Linked DNA regions of Homo sapiens: regions 2 and 3 are each linked to region 1. Evidence: read pairs that join two places in POLR2A ChIA-PET (ENCODE). Cell type or tissue: CD4-positive, alpha-beta T cell. All regions are shown on one strand. Region 1 overlaps CEP43 (centrosomal protein 43). Region 2 has its middle 24 kb from the start of CCR6. Region 3 has its middle 27 kb from the start of TTLL2.

The links. ChIA-PET counts read pairs that join two places held together with the same protein. Peaks named below come from ENCODE experiments on the same cell type or tissue, not always from the same donor. Only the 100,000 strongest peaks of a DNase experiment are listed, where the experiment ranks them.
Region 2: POLR2A ChIA-PET joins it to region 1 with 6 read pairs; 12 of 35 experiments call an interaction of 5 or more read pairs at or near these places.
Region 3: POLR2A ChIA-PET joins it to region 1 with 6 read pairs; 1 of 35 experiments calls an interaction of 5 or more read pairs at or near these places.

Annotation. Positions count from the first base shown.
Region 1 is chr6:167,039,827-167,043,826 of GRCh38, reverse strand. CEP43 (centrosomal protein 43) reads right to left here. Exons shown (of 13, transcript NM_007045.4): 13 at 1-3,923. The coding sequence ends at 3,849. Among named protein-coding and RNA genes, the nearest start is that of CEP43, 42 kb to the right of the region's middle. In CD4-positive, alpha-beta T cell, no CTCF peak of the experiment used is centred here; a DNase peak (open chromatin) is centred at 2,386; H3K27ac peaks cover 2,305 bases.
Region 2 is chr6:167,097,158-167,101,157 of GRCh38, reverse strand. No RefSeq gene overlaps it. Among named protein-coding and RNA genes, the nearest start is that of CCR6, 24 kb to the left of the region's middle. In CD4-positive, alpha-beta T cell, no CTCF peak of the experiment used is centred here; a DNase peak (open chromatin) is centred at 2,137.
Region 3 is chr6:167,349,593-167,353,592 of GRCh38, reverse strand. No RefSeq gene overlaps it. Among named protein-coding and RNA genes, the nearest start is that of TTLL2, 27 kb to the right of the region's middle. RefSeq lists enhancers at 1,818-2,112, 1,936-2,614 and a silencer at 2,325-2,594. In CD4-positive, alpha-beta T cell, CTCF peaks have their summits at 1,828 and 2,027 (motif pointing right); DNase peaks (open chromatin) are centred at 2,082 and 3,262; H3K4me3 peaks cover 1,692 bases; H3K27me3 peaks cover 255 bases.

The DNA of each region.
Region 1 (4,000 bases):
CTTTCATGACATACATTCACTTTCCTTAAATGTCAGATGCTTGTTGAACGTGTGGAACTCTGAACGCAGCATTAGGACAACTCACAAAGGTAGCTGCCCTGGATTTCCTCCCCAAACACGTCCCTTCCTAGAGCAGGAAGACTAGGCCGGGCACCGTGACTCACACCTGTATTCCCAGCACTTTGGGAGGCTGAGGCGGGTGGATCACCTGAGGTCAGGAGTTTGAGACCAGCCTGGCCAACATGGTGAAATCCCGTCTCTACAAAAAAATTATAAAAATTAGCTGGGCATGGTGGCAGGCACCTGTAATCTCAGCTACTTGGGAGGCTGAGGCAGGAGAATCACTTGAACCCAGAAGGCAGGGGTTGCAGTGAGCCGAGGTCGCCCCATGGCACTCCAGCCTGGGCAACAAGAACAAAACTCCACCTCAAAAAAAAAAAAAAAAAAAAAAGAGGACAGGGACACTGGGAGCACGGACTGCTCGGAGGGCAGGGGTGAGACTAGCACCCATGGACAGAGAACTGATGGCGGGAATCCTCCCCACCCAATGCCACAGGAGGGCTCCAACTTGGGCTGGGTGTGTTTTTCTCCAGGAAGAGCTGCCTCTCCTGTCCTGCCCCCCTCCCATGTCCTTCATGAACCAACACCACAGCAGAGCCACACAGAGGGCACCTCCTTCAGAGGCCCTGCTCCAGCTGAGCTTGGTGGGTGGGGCAAATTCACAGGACGGCCTTCTCCTGAACCAGATCCCCTTCCTGCAGACTTGAACCTAGGGACCTCCCCAGGTTTAGGGTAAGGACAGCTTTCCCCTCAGATTTTGTAGATTGTTCCAGCTGCCTAGCCAGAAACCACATTCTCCAGGCCCCATGTCAGTGCTCAAGCCTGTTTACAGCCCCAAAGATGCCAAGCTCATACTAGGGGACAAATGTTGTGCCAGGTACACAGCAGTTTAAAAGAAAATCCCTGTTCTCACGAGCTCATAGTTAAACACACACACACACACACACACACAAAATAAGCAAGACCATTTCAGAGTATGCTGAGATGAATAAAATAAAAGGGGTAAATGCAAGTGGTGGGGCAGGGACAGGGAGGAGAATGGACATCTCCCTTAGGTCTGGAAGCGTCTTTGAACATGAGACTGAAATAAACCAGCTTCATGCAGTTCTAGGGGAAGGACATTCCAGACAAGGAGGGGCAAATATCACACCTTGAGACAGGAAGGGCTTTGGCAAGCTCAGGTGCAGAGGCTGTGCAGCAGTGGGCTGGCACAGCTCTGGTGCATGGGCAGGAGAGGGAAGTAAGGAGGGGAGGAAGAGCTGTGGGCAAGCATGAGGCAGGGACTAATGGCATCTACACAACTGCCCACAGGTTGTTATCCAACATAAAGTATAAAAGCACAACCGAATATCAACAAAGAGAATAAATGCTTTTTATTCATTTGTAGTTATCAATAAAATGAAAGAAAGACCTAGCATTTTTAAAACTCCACTGTAAAACATAGGTTACCATAAAAATGTATTTAATGGGTTAATATTTCAATATTTATTTTTTAACAGAAAACACTCATCACATGCAAAACCTGTCACTTCACATCTTCAAGTTTCATAAGTTGATAATACCTAATCAAAAAGTACATGTGAAAAGAAAGCTTTTTCATAGTTGAACTTTAAGTCATTCAAAATCATTCAATAAAATGGATGTAGTACTGGCCAGGTGCGGTGGTTCACGCCTGTAATCCCGGCACTTTAGGAGGCTAAGGCAGGAACGAGGTCAGGAGTTCAAGACCAGCCTGACCAACATGGTGAAACCCCATCTCTACTAAAAATACAAAAATTAGCCGGGCGTGGTGGTGTGCACCTGTAATCCCAGCTACTCAGGAGGCTGAAGCAGGAGAATCGCTTGAACCCAGGAGGCGGAGGTTGCAGTGAGCCGAGATCGCATCACTGTACTCCAGTCTGAGTGACACAGTGAGACTCTGTCCCCCCCGCCCCCCGCAAAAAAAAGATGTATGTAGTGCTGACAAAAAAGTTTCATATTTGGCATATTTCTTTTACCCTCCCAAATATTATCAAAAGGTCTGATTCTCTGCGTAACAGAAAAGTGACAAATTTCAGTTGCTACTGTTCGAAAGTTTCATAAATTTAAAAAGCCACATCCTGCTATGCTTTCAAATCATTTCACTGAAACCTAGTTCCTATCAAATATTAAAAATAAATCATACATGTGATCCAGATTCCAGGGGACCAGAACTATAGTGCTTTTAGAAAGTGACTGTTTACAGAGATGACTTACAAAGAAATGCATTTTATAACAACCACACTGGGGGACTGCAACAAGATTACATCTGCACGTGGTGCTGTTTACTAAGACATGAAGAGCTGAAGGAGACTGAGATAGCAGCTCACAGACGGAGGGCAGAAATACACAGGGCTCCCAGGCTGTACCGGCCCAGTTTATGTCCTACTTCCTCTTGATGTTTACAGCTTAGTTTCACTTAAATTTTAAAAAGCCAGATTCTGTTACACAGCCTTAATCCTTACATTTTCATTTCCTCTACATTTTAGAGCCCAAGGAGTAATTTCTGTAATATTTAGGCTAATATGAAATGAGAAACTGGCATTACACAAGTCATGCAGTCTGCTCACTTAACCGAGATCAATGAATTAGGTCTAATTTGCTCCTTTTACTAATAAAGTTAACTTGTAGTAAAAAGCCGCAACTTAATTGAAATTATAAAGTGCAAAAACAGCACAATCCTGCTTTACTTATATATAAATATGCATGCATCACTTTCTACTGTTTTTTCTACTTGCACATTTTAAAATACTTTAGTATTATAAACATCCGTGACCTACATAATAGCAATAATGCTTTAACCGTATAAATGAGACTGTGGAAATTCTATTATTGGCTCTATTTTTAAGGGTTACAATGAAATTATGTACAGTATATAAAGCTTGTCAAACTGAACATGGTCTTAGGCCATTACTACTATTTCATTCCAATTTGGATTTTAATACAATTAACTTACAGATCTGAAATAAAAGCACTGCTTAATGGTTTCAGATGCATTTAAGTTTCAAGGAATCTTTACAGATAATAAATTATAATGAAGAGAACCTACGACTAAAGCTGCTTACATGGATAACAGGAGGAATGACGATTGCAAATGTTATGTTATTGACAATTCTATGAATTAAAACTCATAACCACTTCTAGATTTCTTTAAAACAAGCAAAACTAAATAGCACACACAAGAGTACTTTAATATAACCTTAATGGTCTAACAAACCTTCCAAATGGAAGGAAATACAAAATAAAGTTGACACATCAAATTTAACTTATACTAATATACTTCAGCATTACAAATTTACCAAGTCATTTTGCCAACTATGTGTAGAACCACCTAATATCAAAATATACTATGGTGGGTAAGCTCTGATTCCAGAGGGCTAAAGCCAAGGTTTTCAAAGATCACACGTACCAGCAGCCACACACACAAAGGGTTGCGCGATCCTACGGCTTTATTGACACCTTTCATCATGCTCTTAACACTGATGTTTTCATGGGTTCCTTCCCTGTAATGAAACTGAGTGTAGATAATCAATTTCCATAAAGAAATGTACAGTTAAATTAAGAATATTAAATCTTCCACACATGGGCTCAAATAGGAAGTATTTTGTTTAGTAAAATGAAAATTACTTTTAAAAAATATCTGCAGTGTTTTTGAAATGCAAGGCACCAATAGAGAGCAGACATTCCAGCTGAGTGATTGTCTGGAAAAAAAAAAAATGGAACCGGTCAGTCCTCTGTCCTTGTTAATTAGAATACTTCCTTCTTCGTGTCTATGCAACATCTTCCAGATAATCCGCAACATCACTGAGCTGGGATACAGTCAGATCTTGTGTGAGGTCATCAAGCTTTGTTGTTCAAAAGAAAGAAAATAATTAAGTGTCAGAATGTGAGTAGTCTTAAGTTATTTTAAAAAATCAAAGCC
Region 2 (4,000 bases), 57 kb before region 1:
CTATTGGTGGCCAGTTTGCCTTTTACTATCCGAAGAGCGCGGTTGGGGAGGCTGAAGCAGCTCCAGCTTGGACGCTAATCTTCCATGTTGACTTCTAATTAACCCCTGTTCCAGGAAGGCCTCTAAGATTTCTATTTTATTTACTGTTCCCTGGGTAAGATCTTATGCTTGCCATAAATCCTGCCCTTAGGTCAACACAACTTTGACAATAACCCCTGCCTTTGGGCAGGTTCACATAGCACTCTTGCCTTTCCCTGGGGATCTACTTCAATTGTCCTACACATTCCTTCCCTATGCTGTAGAAGCCCTGGACCTGGGGGTCATAGCCCAGGGGGCCACCATCTTGTTTCCTGGCTGCCCAAGACCATGGGTTCTGTTTGTAAGTCCCTATTAAATGTCTCTTCCTCAGAAACCAAATTTGTCAGCCTCTTTCTTTGACCTCTCGGCTTCCTGGGACTTTGGGGGTAGGTTTGCATAGGCCTGCCTGCCGCAGAACAATAATGGCGAGGATTCATCGATTTGCTGAGGCAAGAAGAATTGATACCAGCACAACAGCCCTGACGAATTGCATAGCGCACCCTTGACGTAAGTAACTCCATCTTAGAAAAACACTCCATCTTATACTTCAAAAGGCACCTCATCACAGGAACCAGAAGTTTGCCTCATCAATAAAGACTGCACCAGATAAGGACATTCCCAGGCACACTCTTCCACTATCAGTCTTCACCAGAGGACTCTGTGGCCATAAAGAACATAAAGAGAGCAGTGCTTCACTAGCTGGAAATGGCCATTTCAACAGACACCATCTTGCCATCACTCATGATAAGCACCCAGCATCTGTCACCAAAGGCTCTGCCCACATCAAAGATTCCTTCTTGCATGACGCTGATGCTGACGACCGCCCGGGCCAGGCCAGGACATTCTTTTTGTCCACATCACTCTACCTGGACTGGCCTGTTAGCCCTTTTTCCTATCCTCTTTCTCTTGACGTTAAATGTCACTTTGTTTATTGTAGAGTGTTTAATCTATAACATCTATGTATTGGTTAAGTATACTCTGATGTACAGTTCGCAGTATTGAATGGCTTGTGGCTTGAGCCTGTGTGCCGGTGGCCCTGACAACTGAGTGAATGGAAGCACTAAGAATTGCCTGCTTGGGAACTCCATGTAGCATATGGCTTTATGAGTAAAATACCATCAGTAAAAGTGTGACATTGTAAAATGACGCAAACGTGAGTAGACCTGGTTATCTCCAACCTTGCGCAGCCCACAACACACATCCACCATCTAATCAGAGATGCAGGCAGAGATTCAGGCCCCATTAACATCCTCCCTAGCAAAAGCATTCAATCTAGAATCACACGTTGTGTTTGTTTCTCAGATTCTCTTTAGTCCCCTTCAAAATAAGTCCGTTTCCTCTTTCCCGGGAACCATAACCTTGGGATGTGGGACAATGGCAGCGTATATGATGTTCCTCAATTTGGGTTTGTTTCGTGTTTCCTTATGACCAGACACGGGACCAACATTTCTGACAGAAATCGCACAGAAGTGGCGCTGAGCTCTCGCCATTGGTCCTATCAGGTGGTGCTCAGTTTCCACTCGTCCCGTTGGACTTGGATACTTAAATCTTCCCCCAGTCCAGACTCCCATTCAGCATTTATTCCCTAGAATTGAGATGCCTCCTGGGACCATGACCTTTGGTTTCTGGGATACTTTCTTGGACACATAAAAGCAAGAGAAGGGACTTTTATCCATGACCAGTTATTCTAGTTATTCCCAGTAAAAGTCATTACTTAAGTACTTTCTCCAAGCAGCCTGAAAACAAAGCCTGCTTTTCCTGTTCACAAATGCCTTTGTCTCTCTTTTTCTCGCAAGTTTCTCTATTCACCTCCTGGGGGATTGTGGTTTTAACTCAACAAGCCCTAAACGTGTTGGTTGTCATCAACCAAGGGTGGGAGTAACTGCTGCCCCCTCCTCTCCATATCCTTCTTCCCTGCAGCTTGGCCTCCTCCTCTTCCTCCTTCTTCCTCTTGCTCCCATTGTGTAAAAGGCAACTCAGTGTTGACTGACATAATCACAAAAGATTAAAGATAATGCAACCACAAGGGGGTTCCCAGGATGTGAGGACTGTGGGTTGAACAGAATCGACACCCATGGCTGGAGTTCTAAGAGGAGCTACGGAAGACAGACGTGCCAGGAGATGCACCCACAGCAGATGCTCTTCATGCACCCACAGCAGATGCTTTTTATCCCCAAGGGTGCCTGACATGGGGCAGCAGGGAGGGGAGCTAGGAGGTTCCCTGCAGAGTGAAGCGTGTCCATGGAGGAACCCAGGGAGGAAAACTGCAGGGAGGTATGGGGAGCAGTGTGGAGGTGTCTCGGCGAGGTTCGTGCCTGGAGACTGGAATAAGGATGTTAGACTTGGGCTTTAGAAAGCAGGTACTTTGACCTGGGGACAGGGGCACTTCCATCATAAGAAACTTACTTCAAATTGTTAGAATAACGTGCCCCACACATCCACACCCAGATCGGTCCTGGGAAGCTTTCCCGGGCCTTGAGGAGCAGCGCAGCAGGAGTAAGGTCCAGGGTGGAGCGCTGAAGGATGCAGAGGCGTTTGCCACACAGGTGAGAGTCAGAGAGCACTCCAGGCCTGAGGGACTGTGTGACTCAGCCTGAGGCCAGGGAACCAGGTGCGGGAGAGAGAGCAGGGCTCCCCGATTATGACCTCCGGGCATCCACAGGACCCCACGTTTGTGCAGGGCACACTGGGGTTAGCGGGGGTGGTCTGGGCACCTAGAAGAGGCTTGGTGGAAAAAAATTGTTGCATTTCCTGTGTATAGGCGGAAGAATTATATATGAGAAAAGTAAAACAGGAGGTATCAGGGAAGGTATTGAACTGAATCAAACTTGCAAGCGGAATCTCTTCACTTTTTAAGTAGAAAACTGAGCTTGCATCCATGAACGTAGCTTTTTATATCTGGTATTAGGCTGGGAGTGGCTCTGTGGAATCCCCTTGATGAAGACATCTCCCTGTGTCGGAGCGCCGGCTCCAGCACCCGGAAGGACCCGAGAAGGCGGAAAGGCACCCTTGGAGCCCAAGACGACAGCCGCCCTGAGCTCCAAAAGGAAAGCTGTGAAGAAACCCAGGCGGCCATGACTCGACATCAGGAAACACTTCAGGCCACGCTGTCTAATGAACACCCTGTGGGCATTTAGAAGTAAACGGGACAAGCACTTCGCGTGCATCGGCCCCAGCCAGCCTTGGTTCGGTTCTGGCTGGGCCTTGAGCGCTGGGCTCGGGCAGCTCCACCTCCCGCAGATCTGGACTTCAGCAAAGCATCTCGCAGATTCCTTTAAAATCTCCTGAGAGGCCGGGCGCGATGGCTCATGCCTGTAATCCCAGTACTTTGGGAGGTCGAGGTGGGCAGATCACCTGAGGTCAGGAGTTCAAGACCAGCCTGGCCACCATGGCAAAACCCCCTCTCTACTAAAAATACAAAAATTAGCCAGGTGCAGTGGCAGCCACCTGTAATCCCAGCTTCTCGGGAGACTGAGGCAGGAGAATCGTTTGAACCCAGGAGGCGGAGGTTGCAGTGAGCCAAGATCGCACCATTGCACTCCAGCCCGAGTGACAAGAGTGAAACTCTGTCTCAAAAAAAGCAGAAAATAAATAAATAAAATCCCCTGAGATAAAATGGCAAATGTAGGCCGAATGACCCTGCTGCTTAGGTAGATTCCTTGCTGATTGAGTCACTTTGTACCACCAGGAATGGGAAGTGATATTTTTGGTGTGAAAAGAATTGATTAATGAAATGCTACATGATCGTGCCATTGGCCTTGTGCTGGTCAGAATTATTTTAAATCAATGAGTTGCATGCAAAAGGGAAAGATGATTATCAAACCTGCTGAATTCTAAGATCTGTGATGGACAACAGATGCTACAGATAGTGCTCAAGGTTCCATATTATCTCATGTGGTTGGAATTCTGAGCTGAAAACAAT
Region 3 (4,000 bases), 310 kb before region 1:
CCACTTCTAATTCTAGTTCTTTTGTTATTTCCACCTCATCTACAGTTACTTTCTGCAGTGAAGGCTTGAACCCCTCAAAATCATTCATGAGGAATGAAATCAACTTCTTCTAAACTCCTGTTAATGTTGATATTGGTTCTCCTCCCGTGAATCATGAATGTTGTTAATGGCATCTAGAATGGTGAATCCTTTCTAGATGGTTTTTAATTGACTTTGCCCAGATCCATCTGAGGAATCACTATCTATGGCAGCTATAGCCTTTTGAGATGTATTTCTTAAGTAACAAGACTTGAAAGTTGAAATTACTCCTTGATCCATGGGCTGCAGAATGGATGTGGTGTTAGCAGGCATGAAAGCAACATTCCTCTCCTTGCACATCTCCATCAGAGCCCTTGGGTGCATTGTCAATGAACAGTAATAATTTGAAAATAGTCTTTTTTTCTGAGCAGTAGATCTCAACAGTGGCCTCAAAATATTCAGTAAACCACTCTGTAAACAGATGTGCTCCCATCCGGCTTTGTTATTCTACTTATAGAGCCAAGACAGAGTAGATTTAGCATAATTCTTTTTTTTTTTTTTTTTTTTTTTTTTTTTTTTGAGACAGAGTTTGACTCTTGTTGTCCAGGCTGGAGTATGATGGCATGATCTTGGCTCACCGCAACCTCCGCCTCCCGGATTCAAGCAATTCTCCTTTCTCAGCCTCCAGAGTAGCTGGTATTACAGGCACCCACCACCATGCTTGGCAAATTTTTTGTATTTTTTTTTTTTTTAGTAGAGACGGGGTTTCTCCATGTTGGTCAGGCTGGTCTCAAACTCCTGACTTCTGGTGATCCACCCACCTCGGCCTCCTGATTTAGCAAAATTCTTAAGGGCCCTAGGATTTTCGGAATAGTAAATGAGATTGGCCGCAAGTTTAAGTCACCAGCTGCATTAGCTCTTAGCAAGAGACATCCTGTCCTTGGAAGTTTGAAGATAGGCATTGACTTCTCCTCTCTAGCTATGAAAGTCCTAGATGGCATCTTCTTCCAACAGAAGGCTGTTTCATCTACACTGACAATCTGTGGTTTGGTGTGGCCACCTCCATCACTTACCTTAGCTAGGTCTCTGGATAACTTGCTGCAGCTTCTCCATCAGCACTTGTTGCTTCATGTTGCACTTTTATGTTATGGACATGGTTTATTTCCTTAAACCTCATGAACCAACCTCTGCTACATTCAAACTTTTCTTCTACAGCTTTCTCACTCCTCTCAGTCTTTGCGGAACTGAAGAGAGTTGAGGCCTTGCTCTGGATTAGGCTTTGGCTTGAGGGATCCATATCAGCAATAAAGCTGTTTCACTTTCTCGTCATTCATGTGTTCACTGAAGCAGCACTTTTAATTTCCTTTAAGAGGTTTTTCTTTGCATTCACAACTGAGCTAACTCCTGGGTGCAAAAGGCCTTGCTTTCAGTCTATCTTAACTTTGAACAGGCTTTCCCCACTAAGCTTAATCATCTCTAGCTTTCGATTTAAAGTGAGAGATGTGTGTCTCTTCCTTTTACTTGAACACTTAGAGGCCGTTGTAGGTTATTAATAGTGTAATGGGAATAGGGAGGCCTGAGGGGAGGGAGAGAGATGGGGGCAGCTGGTCAGTGGAGCATGTGGAACACACGTGACATTTATTACGTTTTCTGTCTTACGTGGGTGCAGTTGTTGGTTCCCCAAAACAATTACAGAGTAAAATCGAAGATCACTAAGTACAGATCACCATGACAGATATAATGATAATGAAAAAATTCGAAATATTACAAGAATTACCAAAATGTGAAACAGAGATATGAAGTGAGCACAAGCTGTTTGAAAACGGGACCCACAGATGTGCCCCAACGGAGTTACCACAAACTTCCAATTTGTAAAAACAAGTGCAGTATCTGCGAGGCACAATAGAGCAAGGCGCAACAAAACGAGGTCCGCCTGTGCGTGCGAACCCCTCGCAGGGAGGCTGTAAACACAACGCAGGAACATCATGAAAAAGCCCGTTCCGGCGCTGGGCTGCAGAGGGCGCTGTCGGGTAAACAGGTCATTTCGCGGCACAAAGCAGCTCACAGCGCATCTCTGAAGTAACGCGGTCAACGCGGTCAGATTCACCTTTCCAACATGTGCCATGCAACAAACTGGGTCACTGAAAACCGCGGAAGTTTATTCCTCACCCCCCCCCCCGCCCCCGGACCAGGTGGGTTGCGCCCTCAGGGAGCTGAGCCGTCCCCGTGAGGCCCCTTCGCTGCCAGCACAGTTCAGCTGTGCCGTCCCCAGCGCTGCGGTGCCTGTAGCTGGTGTGCGGAGGAATCGTGGTCAGAAATGTGCACACGTGGTCCAGACAGACGGCCCCGTGAGTCTCCGAACAGAAAAGAGGGGGGCGAGGCGGAGTCCTGAAGGCTAGGCTTGCAGAGGCGGGAGAACCAGGCAGGGGGCCACGGGCCTGCGGGGCTCCGGACAGCGACAAGGGCGGCGCCCCCCACCCGCCTGCGCTCCCGGAAGGCCGAGTCTGTCAGCGCTGCCTGCGGTGTGTGGCAGCTGCGCGCTCCTTCCCTGTGGGGCAGAGCTGGCTGGAGCCACCGCCTGAAGAAACTGGGCTCTGTCCTCCGCTCCGGGGAGGGGATCGTGGCCAGTGGATGCTGAGTTCCTTCTGTTGCCTGCCGCAGCCCACAGCGAAGTCACTCTGAAGAGCATCTCGCTGGCCTGCGCTTCTGCTTCTAGGCGGCTCTGACCTTGACACCCCTTTCCTCTTCTGCTTATGCCTTCGAATCCTACATTAAGGGAAATGGGGATCCTGTTTTGAAACCAAATGAGAAAGAACCACAACCCTCAACTTCAAAACACTTCCAGTCTCCTGAAGGTTTTTTAGATTCGGAGATCTCCACCCATTTCCCAGGGTCCTTGAAATGTTTCCTGGAGCCGCGCCTCTCCCAGTGCTCTGGCTGGAGACAGCAGCGGTGGCTGTCTTCCTCCGCGTCCTTGTGAGCACCCAGTTTGGGGTGGAAGAGTCAAAAAAAAAAAAACCCAGGAACGCCCCACCCTGTCGTTCTCAGGGTCCCCCGGCTCCCCCGGGCTTCCTCTCTCCGCCTCTCGTCTTCCTGCGTTTGTCTGATGGGCACTGCCCGAGGTTTCCGGTTGCACCTGCGGGACGGAGGAAAACGCACGCCTGTTCCATCTTCTTAGGAGGGGAATTCTGAGGCTTTTTGAATGACCACCGTGTAGCGCCTTAATTCTCCTTCACTTTCACCGGTTTTGTCTGCCCCACCTCAGGAAGACTGTCTGTGTTCTTTCCTCCATAGCCCGGGCACCGAAGGCACATGCCGTGCATACAAATTTCCTGTCTCGTCTCAGACTCCACGTGAGCTCGTTATTACTTCAATTTAATCTGCGCACGTTTCACCCTAGGAGAGATACTGCCAGATGTGGCAGCTTCTCCTGACAGATGGCCCGAGGCCATTCTTGCCCTAAAACTTCAAATGCTCACATAAAACCATCCTTCCTAACAACACAGGTTTTCCCATTTCTGTGAGGTTGACCTTTACACCTGAAGAGTCATCGAAACCCAGCTAGTGATAAAGAAGTGAAGATTTCAAAAAAACGGAGGGAGAATGGAATCTGGTCTCTGGTTTTCAAGCGATTCCAGTTGCTTGATTTAGTCTCATTGGAATGTTTGAGCATTTGAGGAAAAGGCCCTTAACTCTATTTGCCAAACCCCATAAAGTAGGAGCTGAACTGACATTTAAAATCGGAGCAGCCTTGACGGGCTTGCGTTCTTACTTGCGTCCTTTAAATCTTTCCTGGAACAGAGTTGAGAACGTATAAATGTATAAATGCGTGAAAACAGGCAATGAACAAAGTGTTCATTCCAGTCTCGTGTCTAAATTCCCCGGAACATGTTTTTTCTCCTGCCTTTTCTCTGAACTCCATGCAGGTCAAGTCACAGCCTTTTTTTTTTTTTTCTTTTTTCACAGACTCTCACTCTGTCTC